Regions from separate parts of the Homo sapiens genome. Here region 2 is linked to region 1. A link is an interaction called in ENCODE POLR2A ChIA-PET data of the cell type or tissue named here. Cell type or tissue: OCI-LY7. All regions are shown on one strand. Links, peaks and the distances in the headings refer to the core of each region. The heading gives the core; the rest is flanking DNA.

The links. ChIA-PET counts read pairs that join two places held together with the same protein. Peaks named below come from ENCODE experiments on the same cell type or tissue, not always from the same donor. Only the 100,000 strongest peaks of a DNase experiment are listed, where the experiment ranks them.
Region 2: POLR2A ChIA-PET joins it to region 1 with 5 read pairs; 6 of 35 experiments call an interaction of 5 or more read pairs at or near these places.

The regions. Positions count from the first base shown.
Region 1 is chr15:58,573,889-58,580,504 of GRCh38, forward strand. No RefSeq gene overlaps it. Among named protein-coding and RNA genes, the nearest start is that of LIPC-AS1, 78 kb to the left of the region's middle. In OCI-LY7, for the core only: no CTCF peak of the experiment used is centred there; no DNase peak of the experiment used is centred there.
Region 2 is chr15:58,460,783-58,467,398 of GRCh38, forward strand. All of the region lies in intron 1 of LIPC (lipase C, hepatic type), which reads left to right. The region is part of intron 2 of LIPC-AS1 (LIPC antisense RNA 1); the gene reads right to left. Among named protein-coding and RNA genes, the nearest start is that of LIPC, 32 kb to the left of the region's middle. RefSeq lists a silencer at 3,362-3,451. In OCI-LY7, for the core only: no CTCF peak of the experiment used is centred there; a DNase peak (open chromatin) is centred at 3,469; H3K27ac peaks cover 392 bases.

The DNA of each region.
Region 1 (6,616 bases), core at 1,297-5,296:
TTATCTCATCCTACCCGAGCTTCAAGCAGCTCACCCTGCCATCCATAGTCAATGTTTTTTTATTCTCCTGGTGAAATGATTTGTGGCCATGCCATGCAGAGCCACATTGGAGCCTGAGGCAAAAGGAAAAATCAGTAATAGTGAACCTGTGTTTATTTATATATTTATTTTTTAGATGGGTCTCACTCTGCTACCCAGACTGGAGTACAGTAACATGATCACAGCCCATTGCAGCCTCAACCTCCTGAGCTCGAGGGATCCTCCCACCTTAGCCTCCCAAGTAGCTAGGACTACAGGTGCATGCCACCAAGCCCAGATAATTTTTATATTTTCTATAAAGACAAGGGTTGCCCAGGCTAGTCTTGAACTCCTGGGTTCAAGCAATCCACCCTCCTTACCTTCCCAAAGTGCTGGGATTACAGGAGTGAGCCACTGCACCCAGCCTGATCTTGCTGTCACCTAGGCTGGAGTGCAGTGGCCAAATCAGAGCTCACTGCAGCCTCAACCTCCTGGACACAAGCAATCTTCCGGCCTCAGCCTTCCAAGTCACTGGGATTAGATGTGAGCCACCATGACAGCAAAATGTTTATATTTTATGTATCATAGATTTTTGCATTCATTTCCATTAGAAAAATTTTTGCATTAAAAATTTTCTTGATAACTGAGTTTTTGGAGCCCCCTTACATTTTTGCACTCAAGGCAAGTGCTTCACTAGCTTTACCCTAGCCGTAGGCCTGATCTTTGAAATGGTTTCTTTACTGCCTTTCTCCCCCACTGGCCTTGAAGCTTGGTGAAGTCAGGGAGAGGCTCTCATTGTTCACTGCATTATTCCCAGTGCTCAGCCTATCACCTGGTACAGAGTTGGCATCCTGTAAATGCTTGCTGAGTTAATAAGTGACAGGTATCTCTTCTTATCTGTATTTTTTTCCTCTTGATTAAATCAGAAGCTTCAGCTACCACACCTGTCCAAGATAGAGTTCACTGCTTCCTCATTCAGCTTAGAAACAAAGCCAGGTTGGCGAGGCGGTTGACTTCCTCCCTCCCTCATCTCTTGGCCCTGCCGGCCTCCTCTTACGTTAGCTCAGTTTCTGCCTCAATCAGTTCATCAAAATCCCTTTGGGTTCCTTGACTACATTTTTACTTTTGAAACACGTCTATCACAAAAAGAATTTTCCAGTGTCTTGGAGCTATCTTCCTGTCAAATAAGATAGAATTAGAGAATAACTGTAAGGGTCATCTACAACATCCCTCTCAACCCATTCTGTGCACAGGCACCTTGTTCACTGGCATTTCTGTCACCGTAGGTCTGGGGCACATCCTGACAGCAGGCATTCCTAACAAGCTCTCAGGCGATGCCATTGCGGCTGGTTCCCAGGCCACGCTGAGCAGCGTGAATGTAGACCAGTGTTTCCCAACTTTCCCCAATGATATGAATCACCTGGGCACTAAAAAATAAAGCTTCCCAGACTCCTCCCCTGGAGATTCGAATTCAGCGGGTCAAGGACAGATCCTAAAGATTTTTCTTTTCAACAAGTACCCGGGCTAATTCATCTCTTCAGAAAACTGGGGCAACACTGACGGAGTCCAACACCTTCCTCTCAAGAGAATATCACAGGTGTGGCCCAGCACCGCCAGGGAAAGAGCTTCCCCTACCTTGCCGTACCTTCTCCCCTCGCTTTCTTCCCTGGAAGCCATAGAGAGCAAATCAAACACATCAGCTATCTGAAGACAGTCTGCAGGAGACTGTGAGCCCCTTGAGGGCAGAAGTTGTAATGTATTTTTAGGTTTTGTTATGTGGTTATTTTAGGTTTCTCATTTTAAAGATATTTTATAAGAGTATAAAAGCAGTGCAACAATGCAAAGATATGTAAAGAGAAAGCTGGTCATCCGTCTCCCCGCACCCACCTTCTTCCCCACCCCAGCGACCCGAAGTGAAGATTGGTAACAGCCTGGCAACGTTATTCCTTCGAACATAGACAAGCATTTATCCACACTCAAGGCTTTTGTTTGCTTGTTGTTTTCACCAAAGTGGAACCATCGTATATATATTACTCTACAACTTGCTCAACTTGCTTGCTTTTTGTTTCTGTTTTTGCTTCTTTTTTTTTTTTTTTTTTTTTTTTTTTGTCTTAGTGACTTATTCGTATCCTTACATGCTAAAAGATATGGATCTTTTTTCTAATTTCCTTTTTTTTTTTTTTTTTTTTTTTTGAGAGAAATCTCGCTCTTATCCCCCAGGTTTGAGTGCAATGGCTCGATCTCGGCTCACTGCAACCTCCGCCTCCTGGGTTCAAACGATTCTCCTGCCTCTGCCTCCCAAGTAGCTGGGATTAAGTCGCCTGCTACCACACCAGGCTAATTTTTGTATTTTTTAGTAGAGATGGGGTTTCACCATGTTGGCCAGGCTGGTTTCAAACTCCTGACCGCAAGTGATGCGCCCACCTCAGCCTCCCAAAGTGCTGGGATTACAGGCGTGAGCCACTGCTCCCAGCCCTTTTTTCTAATTTCTGTATGCCTATTATACAATATTTTTTTATAAATAGAAGTATACATGCTGGAGGGGTTAGTGCAATCTTTTTCCTCCTCTTGTTACTTGGGTCAATGCCCTCTCCCCTGACCCATGTTCATAACCAGGAGTGTAATTCTGAAGTTTTTCTATAGTCATATATACTACCATATACAGACATCCCCAAAGAGAAGGGACTTGTTACTGTTTCACAAACATGTAATTATACATTCTTTTCAGCAAATTGATTTCCTTACTCAACAATATGAGCTGAAATATTTCTGGGTCAATTGGTACAGATCTTATTATTTTTTAATTTTTTTCTTAATTTTTTAGAACTCCAGTCTGTTGTCCAGACTGGAGATCAGTGGCCCTATCACAGCTCCCTGCAACCTCAAACTCCTGGCCTCAAACAAAATGCTTGGATTACAGGTGTGAGCCACAGTACCCAGCCTCACTACTTTTGATGATTGCATAATATTCCCCATTGTAGACAGAACCTTAATTTATTGTCAGTCTCATACTGATGTGCCTTCACTTTTCTCCAGCTTTTTGCCTTTCTGAAAAGTGCTGCATTTAACATCCTTATACATGTATTCTCATATACCTATTTGTGGGAAATATTTCTAGTAGTATAATTTTTTTTTTTTTTTTTTGAGACAGAGTCTCGCTCTGTCACCAGGCTGGAGTGCAGTGGTACAATCTTGGCTCACTGCAACTTCCACCTCCCAGGTTGAAGTGATTCTCCTGCCTCAGCCTCCCGATTAGCTGGGACTACAGACGCATGCCACCATGCTTGGCTAATTTTTTCTATTTTTAGTAGAGACGGGGTTTCACCATATTAGCCAGGATGGTCTCCATCTCCTAACCTCGTGATCCACCCACCTCGGCCTCCCAAAGTGCTGGGATTACAGGCGTAAGCCACCGCCACCGTGCCCGGCCCTTTTTTTTTTTTTTTTTTTTTTTTTTTTTTTTTTTTTTTTGAGATGGAGTCTCGCTCTTTTGCCCAGGCTGAAGTGAAGTGGCGTGATCTCGGCTCACTGCAACCTCCACCTCGCGGGTTCAAGCGATTCTCCTGCCTTAGCCTCCCGAGTAGCTGGGACTACAGGCACCGCCACCGTACCCGGCTAATTTTTTTTTGTATTTTTATATTTTTAGTAGAGACGGAGTTTCACCATGTTAGTCAGGCTGGTCTCGAACTCCTGACCTCAGGTGATCCGCCCGCCTCGGCCTCCCAAAGTGCTGGGATAGTAGTAGAATTTTTTAAGTCAAATGATATATATTTTTAAATTGAATAGATGTTGCCACATTGCTTTCCTAAAACATTATCACAATTTGCACTTCCACCAGCAGTGTATGAACACCTATTTCCCACTCCCTACTTCTTTCCAAGGCAGAAATATTTATTGCTCATTTTAGTTTTTGCTAGTCTGCTGGGTGCAAGTTGTGACTTCATTGTGACTTTACATTTCCCTGCCTACTGCTGAGATTGAGAATCTTTGCATATGTTTATTGAATTTGCTTTACTGTGAATTAATTGTTCAAATCCCATTTTCTTTTAGAACGCTTCTGTTTCTTGCCAGTTTGTAAGAACTACATATTTTATGACATATAGTAACCTTTTATTGTTCAGCTTCTTTGCAAATAACTTTCTAAGTTAATTTCTCTATTGATTTTAGCTACGGGTTATTTTATTTTATTTTATTTTATTTTATTATTTTATTGAAACAGAGTCTTGCTCCATCTCCCAGGCTGGAGTGCAGTGGCATGATCTCAGCTCACTGCAACCTACCTCGCGGGTTCAAGGTTATTCTCCTGCCTCAGCCTCCCGAGTAGCTGGGATTACAGGCATGCACCACCACCTCTGGCTAATTTTTGTATTTTTGGTGGAGACGGGGTTTCACCATGTTGCCCAGGCTGGTCTCAAATTCCTGGCCTTTAGTGAGCCGCCCACCTCGGCCACCCAAAGTGCTGGGATTACAGGCAAGAGCCACCCCACCCAGCCTTGATTTTAGTTATAGTATTCTTTGCTGTACAGTAGTTTAATTTCCTTTAGGTCAAAAAAAATCTAACATTTCTATTATATGGAATTTCTGACTTGAAGTCACCATTGAAATGCAAATTGTTGAAAATAAATATTTTCTTCTGAGATTTTTGGTTTTGTTCCTTAAAAGCCTTAATCCATCTGAGATTTATTTTTGTATATAGTGTGAGATAGAATGACAACTTAATTTTCTTCTATATGGATACAAGTGGAGCCAACGTTATTTATTAAACTTTTTCATGCTGAATTGAGATCCCACTTGTATCATAAATTTAAAGTACATGTGAACTATTTCTTAATCCTCTGTTTTGCCGCATTGATCTCTTTATTTCTATTTCTCATTATTTCTATTGTAATCACACTTAATTGATTGCAAGCATCTAGTCTTTCATACAGACTTTACAGTAATTTCCCAAAAATCTCTATTTCCCAAAAATCAAATATTCTAATTGGGTGGCACATGAAATATAGAAATTAGTACAAATGCCAGGTGCAGTGGCTCACACTTGTAATCCCAGCACTTTGGGAGGCCGAGGCGAGTGGATCACGAGGTCAGGAGATCGAGACCATCCTGGCCAACATGGAGAAACCCCATCTCTACTAAAAATACAAAAAATTAGCCAGGTGTGGTGGCGGGCGCCTGTAGTTCCAGCTACTCGGGAGGCTGAGGCAGGAGAATGATGTAAACCCGGAAGGTGGAGCTTGCACTGAGCGGAGATTGCACCCCTGCACTCCAGCCTGGGCGACAGAGCGAGACTCTGTCTCAAAAAAAAAAAAAAGAAATTAGTAAAAAAAGAACCAACTTTTTTATTATGTCATCCAGAGGGACATTGTATGTTTTTCATTTGTTTGGGTCTTGTTTCATATCCTTCAATAAAAGTTCATGTTTTTTTTTTTTTCCTAAGTATTTTAATTTTTTGTCACGAGTGTGATGGAACCCTTCATTCCATTCCATTTCTATCTCATAGGGCTTATTACTAGTATAAAGAACAGCTTTTGGTTGTTTATTCTATATTTGTCCACCTTATCCAATTAATGATATTAATTCTATTTGTTCTTTTTTATACTAGAATTTTACGTTGTACAACCACTTCGTCACCAACAACCACAGTTTATATTGTTTATTTCATTTTTTTTCACCTTTCTGGCAACCCAAGTTGACCTCAAGTGATCCACCTGCCTCGGCCTCCCAAAGTGCTGGGATTACAGCCATGAGCCACTATGCTGGGCCTCTTCCTTCTTTATTCATAGATTACAATATGTTGATAGACTTCCTGATATTGAGCCACATTGCATTTTTTTTTTTTTTTTTTGAGACAGAGTCTTGCCTGTTGCCCAGGCTGGAGTGCAGTGGCACGATCTCTGTTCACTGAAACCTCTGCCTCCCAGGTTCAAGTGATTCTCCTACCTCAGCCACCCAAGTAGCTGGGACTACAGGCACCCACCACCACGCCCGGCTAATTTTTGTATTTTTAGTAGAGACAGGGTTTCACCATGTTGGCCAGGATGGTCTCGATCTCTCGACCTCGTGATCCTCCCACCTTGGCCTCTCAAAGTGCTCGGATTATAGGTGTGAGCCACCGCGCCCGGCCCGTGTTTGCATTCGTGGAGTAAACCTTCCTTGCTTACCATGTATTTTTTTTTTTTTTTCATAACTTTGCTGGACTTTCCTTGATTTTATTTAGAATTTTGCCTTTATTTTCATAAGTGAAATTTTTGTTTTTGTTTTTGTTTTTGGAGAGTCCTGCTCTGTCACCCAGGCTGCAGTGCGGTGGCACAATCTTAGCTCATTGCAACCTCCACCTCCTGGGTTCAAGCGATTCTTGTGCCTCAGCCTCTTGAGTAGCTGGGATTACAGGCACCAGCCACAAGGCCCAGCTAATTTTTGTATTTTTAGTAGGGATGGGGTTTTGCCATGTTGGCCATGCTGGTATCAAACTCCTGGCCTCAAGTGATCCGCCCCACAAAGTGCTGATTACAGGCGTGAGCCACCTCGCCCGGCCTCATACATGAAATTGATCCACGCCTTTTTTAGGGGGTCTATCATTTCATGCTTTTGATATTCT
Region 2 (6,616 bases), core at 990-4,989, 110 kb before region 1:
AGCGAGAATGGGAAGTCAGGAGACCCAGAGCTCAGGAACAGACTTCCTTGGCAGGTGGCGTAGTCCCATGGCCTCTTTAGCTCTCAGTTTTCTCATCTGCAAGAGGACAATGGGCCAGATTGGTGCTTCTCTGAGAGAAAGTACCAGTGGTTTTGACCAAGGGACTGACCCGAACATGGCATGTAAGAGGGGTTTGTTTGGGGTTGGTCCACAGGATGGTTACAGAGGAAGGAAGAAAGCCACCAAGGCCAATTTGAAGATGTGCAGAAACCCAGAAGTGAGGTGAGGACGGCAGTTCTCAAGTGCAGAGCTTGAAGTGGTCACTGCTGGGAGGGAGACGTCATAACAAGACCCAGGAAACACTTCAAAGGAAAAACTAACAGCATTTAAAGATTGGCTGCAATAGTAACAATAAAAAAAGCTAACATTTACTGAAGGCTATACCAGTTATCCCACCAAGTGCTCAACTACCAATCCTCACAGCAGCCAGCTGCAGGAATTATCATTGCTCCCACTTTATAGATAAGGAAACTGAAGTTTATAGAGGCAGAGAAACTTGCCCAAAGTCACAAAGCTGGCAACTCCCAGAGCCAGGATTTGAACACAGTCTCAGTACAGAGCCTATGGTTTCTTTGTTTTTGAGACAAAGTCTCACTCTGTCACCAAGGCTGGAGTGCAGTGGCTCGATCTTGGCTCACTGCAACAATTGCTTGGCTCCCTGGTTCAAGCGATTCTCCTGCCTCAGCCTCCCGATTAGCTGGGATTACTGGTGTGCACCACCATGCCAGGCTAATTTTTGATTTTTTTTTTTTTTTAGTAGATATGGAGTTTCACCACATTGGCCAGGCTGGTCTCGAACTCCTGACCTCAAGTGATCTGCCTGCCTTGGCCTCCCAGAATGCTGGGATTACAGGGGTGAGCCACTGGGCCCCGCCACCTATGTTCTTAATCCCCGTGCAACTCTGCCTCCTATCTATGTGCCGAAGAAAGGAACAACACTCCCCTCCAGACCTCTGCCTTTCACACCCATTGGCCTTGGATGCCCTTGTCTCCCCCCGGTTCCGATTCCCTTCAAATTCCAGCTCCTTTAAACTTTCACACCTTACTCTGTCCACCCCTCCACACCTGCCTCGTGCTGTCCCCCCGCCCCCACATCCCACTCCACCCCCACAGTTCAAACCTGCTCATGGAAGTCCTGGAATGTGTTTTCTCCCTCATCCTCAGTCCCACCCATCACACAGCCTGCACTGGATCATCCAAGTTACATGCCAAATGTCTGTACCCCTCTGTGTCCAAGTGAGGCCCACCTTCCTCTTTGCTTCTGTCATCTATTTTCCTGTTTCTTGCATGCATTGCACTGTGTTCATTATGTCTATTGTTGACTGCTTGTTCATATTTCCACCTTCCCTATAGGATCGTGAGTGCTTTGAAGGCAGAGAGAGGCTGGGCCTTAGTACAGTCTGTTTGCAGCACATGGCATATAGTGGATGCTGGAGAAATGTTGATGACTGAATTGACATGATTGATTGATTGGATCAAATGAATGAACACAAGAATAAATGAACATCGGGATCCAGGAAAGGGGTCCTTCTGGCACCAACCCTATTCTGTCCCCCTAAACAGTATTACATTTAGTGTTTATGATAAAGGCTTTCAGCACCTTTTTGAAGAGTTGGTACCACTGGTCCACTTTCTGCCCTGCCCTTAATCCATCCAATTGGTTTAGATACTCACACATACATTCTTTCTTTCTCTCTCCTTCCCTTACTGGACCCCAGACCAAAGCCAAAGAAATAAATGTCCCCTCTCCTGCTCTGTTTCCACTTAGATAAATTAATCCTCAGCATGAGAGGAACCAAAGCCAGCACCTTAGAAGTCAGGCTCCTGTCAGCTCGGTTTGCTCACCTGCACACAGCCCTTGACTTCCTCCTCCTGTGTGGGAGGAGCACAGCCCTGACTCAGAGGCCACTCCAGGCAATCCTCTCCTCCCAGGCAATCCTATAAGGAACCCACTGGCTGAGCTCTGGCCTCTCGGCAGAGGGGGCAGGCCTGAAGAACCCTTTCCAAGACCAGCTGAGCTCTGCTGGTCCGCTGGGCCCTGCCTGCAGAGTTATTGGCGGAGTTATTCTTGGTGCTCATTAGCACTGCACAGGCTGTGGATTATTCCTTTATTGCTAAGTGGCCCCCAGAACACTGCAGACTCATCCCTCCTTTTGAAGTCCTTGTAAAAGACTCCAAGAAGTCGATTCCAATCTCTTCTCTCCCAGCGTGGACTGCCCCTGGAGCAGCACTGGGGGTGTGTGGCTGTTAGAGTGGCAGCCAAGGGCCAGCTCCCCAGTGAAAGGTGATATTGTGCTTCTACCGCACACCTGCACGTTGGGATGGTGTTTGCCTTCCGGCCTGACTGCTCTGTTCTCATCTTCCATGGACATGGAGGTGGGAGGGGAACTTATGTGTCATTCACTCCAGGGTCCTGATGGCCACTTGCGTAGAGCAAAGAATGTTGGTAGGGCCTGCAGTCTAGGTTCTAGCTTCAGTGAGCTCTGGGGCCTCGGGAAAAGGGCTTGATCCCTCAGAACATCTGCAGGAGTCTGTGACCCAGACCACACCAAGCTTTCAGAAACTGCTCTGCTCTTTTACTCTCCCACTCCTCTCCACCCTCTCAAGCTGTGCTATATCCACAATGCACCAGCCCAGGCTGACTCAACTTCCCGCCCACTGCTCCCCTTTAAGCTACAGCACCCACCATTTTGCCCCAAACTCGTCTATCCTACCTGAGCTCCTGCAGCCAGACTGGGTCACCCATGCCCCTCCTCTAACCAGGAAAGAAAGGAAAGAATCCATCAGGTCTTTTCTGTGTCCTGAGATTGCGCAGGTATTCACCCGCTCCACTCCCATCTCCTTGACCTCTTTCTTGCCCTGTTTCTCGGCGACCTAGGCATTGGGTCCTGGTCAGTTTTCCACTTTTCCATCACTCCCTTAGGACCCCTCAACCTCTCTGCTCATCAAAAAAGTCCAATAAAGGCATTCATCTCTTTGAATACTTAATTTTACAGTACCTCTTGCATAACTTTCAAGTTTGAGGTCAATACAAATAAAATCATTTAAAATGTCTGATATTAAACACTTCTGACCCGAAAAGCAAAAAGCCTTTTAACAGATAGTTACATTGATACAAGAGTCCACAATGACAGGTTTCAAAGATGAAAGTAATGGATCAGTAAATAGAACAGTAGAGAAAACACAGATGAAAGGCAAATAACCCCACCTGAAAAATCCAAAGCTTTCATTTTTTTTGAAAAAAAAATTGTCAAAAGCACTGTATTATTTTTTAAAATCATGATAAAAGGAGCATGCACCTGTCACCCTCCCAACCCCCTCTATACTTGCCCCTTTCTATCTTTAAGTGCTGTGGTCTTTGTGGTGACTTTATTGGCTCAAGTTTCCTAGGCTGGTACTCTCAGAGCCTGGTTTCCTAGGAGCAGTACTCATAACGCAGGTGCGATGGACACCTGTAGGTGGGTAGTGCCGCCTGTGTGAACCAACTCGGCTCCAAAGAGCCTAACTCCCTATCTGCATGGTTAATCCAATCAAAGCCCAACCTGCTTTCCCACACAACAGAGTTCAACAGAGCTTTTCATTAAAGCAACACATCATAGCAAATACTTAACTAGTACAAATAAAGCATTTTATTTAAAGCAAGGTTTAAAGACATATAAACATTAAGCATCAGAGCTCCATTCTTTAGTTGCTATTCATCACAGCTTATGCCAGTCCTTGAATTCTGTCTAACTTGGGTAGTAGCCAATTTTCTAACTCACCTTCAACTTCTTGGGATGAGTCCTTCCCGGGCTCCTTGTTTTTCTAGAAATTTCAGTGGCTTGACCACACATCAAAACACACAGGGTGGCCAGGCATGGTGGCTCACACCTGTAATCCCAGCACTTTGGGAAGCCAAGGCGGGCAGATCATCTGAGGTCAGGGGTTCAAAACTAGCTTGGGCAACATGGTGAAACTCGGTCTGTACTAAAAATACAAAAGTTAGCTGGGTGTGGTGGTGTGCACCTGTAGTCCCAGCTACTCAGGAGACTGAGGCAGAAAAATCGCTTGAACCTGGGAGGTGGAGGTTGCAGTGAGCCAAGACTGTGCCACTGTACTCCAGCCTGGGCAACAGAGTGAGACTCTGTCTCAAAAATGGGGAGCGAGGGGGGAGCCCACCACACAACAAAACATATAGGGCTTCTCATCTAAAGTCCGAATAAAAGAATAATACTATGGCTGGTTTGCACTGGAGGAAAGAAAAGCCCTATCACTGCTACCTTACTTTTCTGATGTTTTGGGTTCCTATGTCTTATCCCCTCAGGAACCAGGGGAAAAAGAAGATTCTGTGTCAAGTGCACCCTACATCTGTCCATGTCACCCCCCTTCTTCCAATCAGAACAACTCATTTCCCCCACTTGACTGCTCCCCTAATCTTTGCACCTTGGAGCAGGATGTGTTTATTGATTGATGGATATTTACTTATAATTGGTACCTCTTATGAAAGCCAACAGTTTTTACATCTGGCTTTTAACACAGACTGTGCTCTTCAATAGTCTTAGTGTAGACTGAAGGTTTTTCAAATTCACATTTTTAGAAAAGAGTTCCATTAAATTCCACATGAACAACAGAAAAAAATTTAAATGGGACATTACAGTGATCAATTATAGATTGTAGGACATGACTGACATGTAGGGCTGGGCTGGGAGGAAGAGACAAAGACCAAATGCTCAACCAAGGGCAGAGGTGAGGTGTAGATTACGGGTCAGAACCGTAACATAACGGATGGAGTCCCAAGTGAATCCAGGAAGTTGGAGGAAGCAGGTAAGTACTTGGGTTAGGCATTCACAGGCCTAGGAAGTCAGCTGGGGCAGGAAGGCTCAGACAAGGCAAGGGGACCAGGAAGCTTGGACCCGTCCTGGGAAGATAGAGTCCAAGAGGGCAGTCATCACCGGTCCCACACTAAAAGCATCAAAGCTCTCTAATCTTCTGTCTTCTCTACTCTCTCTGGTGTGTTGTCAAGGAAGGAATAGGTACGTGGGAAACTAGGGAGACAATCATAGCCCTCGATGTCTACCGTTTCTAATTAATACAGGGCAGAGGAATTAGATCTTTTGGTAGAGATCTAAAATTCCTCTGAAGTTCTATCAAGCCCCATCTCCTGATGATTCAGTGCTAGTTCTAAAATAGGAAAACTTACTTCCAAAACCAACAGATGTTTGGGCTGTCATCATTATGCCTGTACTAAACTCACTTGTGATTTCACTGTGAAGTCCTGTCTGTGTAATTTATTAGGAATCATTTATGTAAGATTATGTAGAAAATGTTACTAGTCGTGAGATATCTATCCATCTCAATGATTTGACTTTTACAGCAATGCGATGGGACGTGCTGAGGGACCATTTGGTCAACTTTCCACCTAATGGTGGTGTGATTAGAACTCCTAGCGGGTGACTCATAGAGAGTGATTAGAAGTAAAAAGGTTCTGGAAATTCCCCCACACTCTTTAAGGCAGCCTTTGTCAGGTGTCTTAGTTTCGTGAAAGGTAGACTGATGTTTTCCATCTGGTATACAAAACATTTTCTAAGTAGTTATAGAACCTTGAACAAGCCACTTAGCTCTCTGGGCCTGAGTTTTCTCATCTTATAAAATTAAATCCATCAATAGATCACATGATCTCTATGGCTTCTTTATTCTAAGGATGTATGGTAATTTTAAACACTTGGTTAGCCATCTTGACCAAACTAGCATCACAGGTAAGAAACAAGCTGCGAAGACCAAAATTCTTCTCTGGTTTATACACTCTGGGTCAGAGGCAACCACTTTCTATGTTGTTTGGGCTACTTTTCCCTAAACACATAATGGCTTTGTCTGCATCAAAGGTCATCTTCTATTTTCCTGCCCATTCATATGACCCCATAAGACCTTCCAGCATCTCAGTCAGCTGAGCATTTTACCTCCTGCAAAGCACATGGTTTCCTTCTTCTCTTTGCAGGTCATATGAAATGCTCACACAGTACTTACTGTAATCACTTCGTAAAGTTGATTTTCACATATCTTCATCCAGAAAATTATCCCAACTGTTATATATAACTTTATTCTAATTGAATAATTCCAGTTTTCAAGACACTTTTCAGACACCCATTGTCTTGTCTGAATCCTCATGACAACCTCATTTTTTTATAGATTATACAGCATTCCTACTTATATATAATAGTTATAACTTTTTATTCCTAATAAACTTTGGCATGACGTTTCATCAGATTCTGATAGTTTCTTTTGTTTTTCATTCATTGCATTCCCATCCAAATGTTTACTGACCCTGGGAAATAAATCCAGTAGACCAATGAAGCATGAATCCAACTCACAGAGGGTGGTTAGAACTAAAAGCTGAAATGGACTTCCGTGATCACCTGACCCACTCATCCCTGACCGTAGGCTCTTGTTCACAGCGGCCAAAACGTGCATGTCTCTCAGGGGCTTCCTGCTTGTGGAGCAGAACCTTTGCTTGCGGGCTCCTTGTGTCTGTGAGCTCCTCAGAACCGCTCTTGAGCTCACAGTGCCTGATTTGCACGTA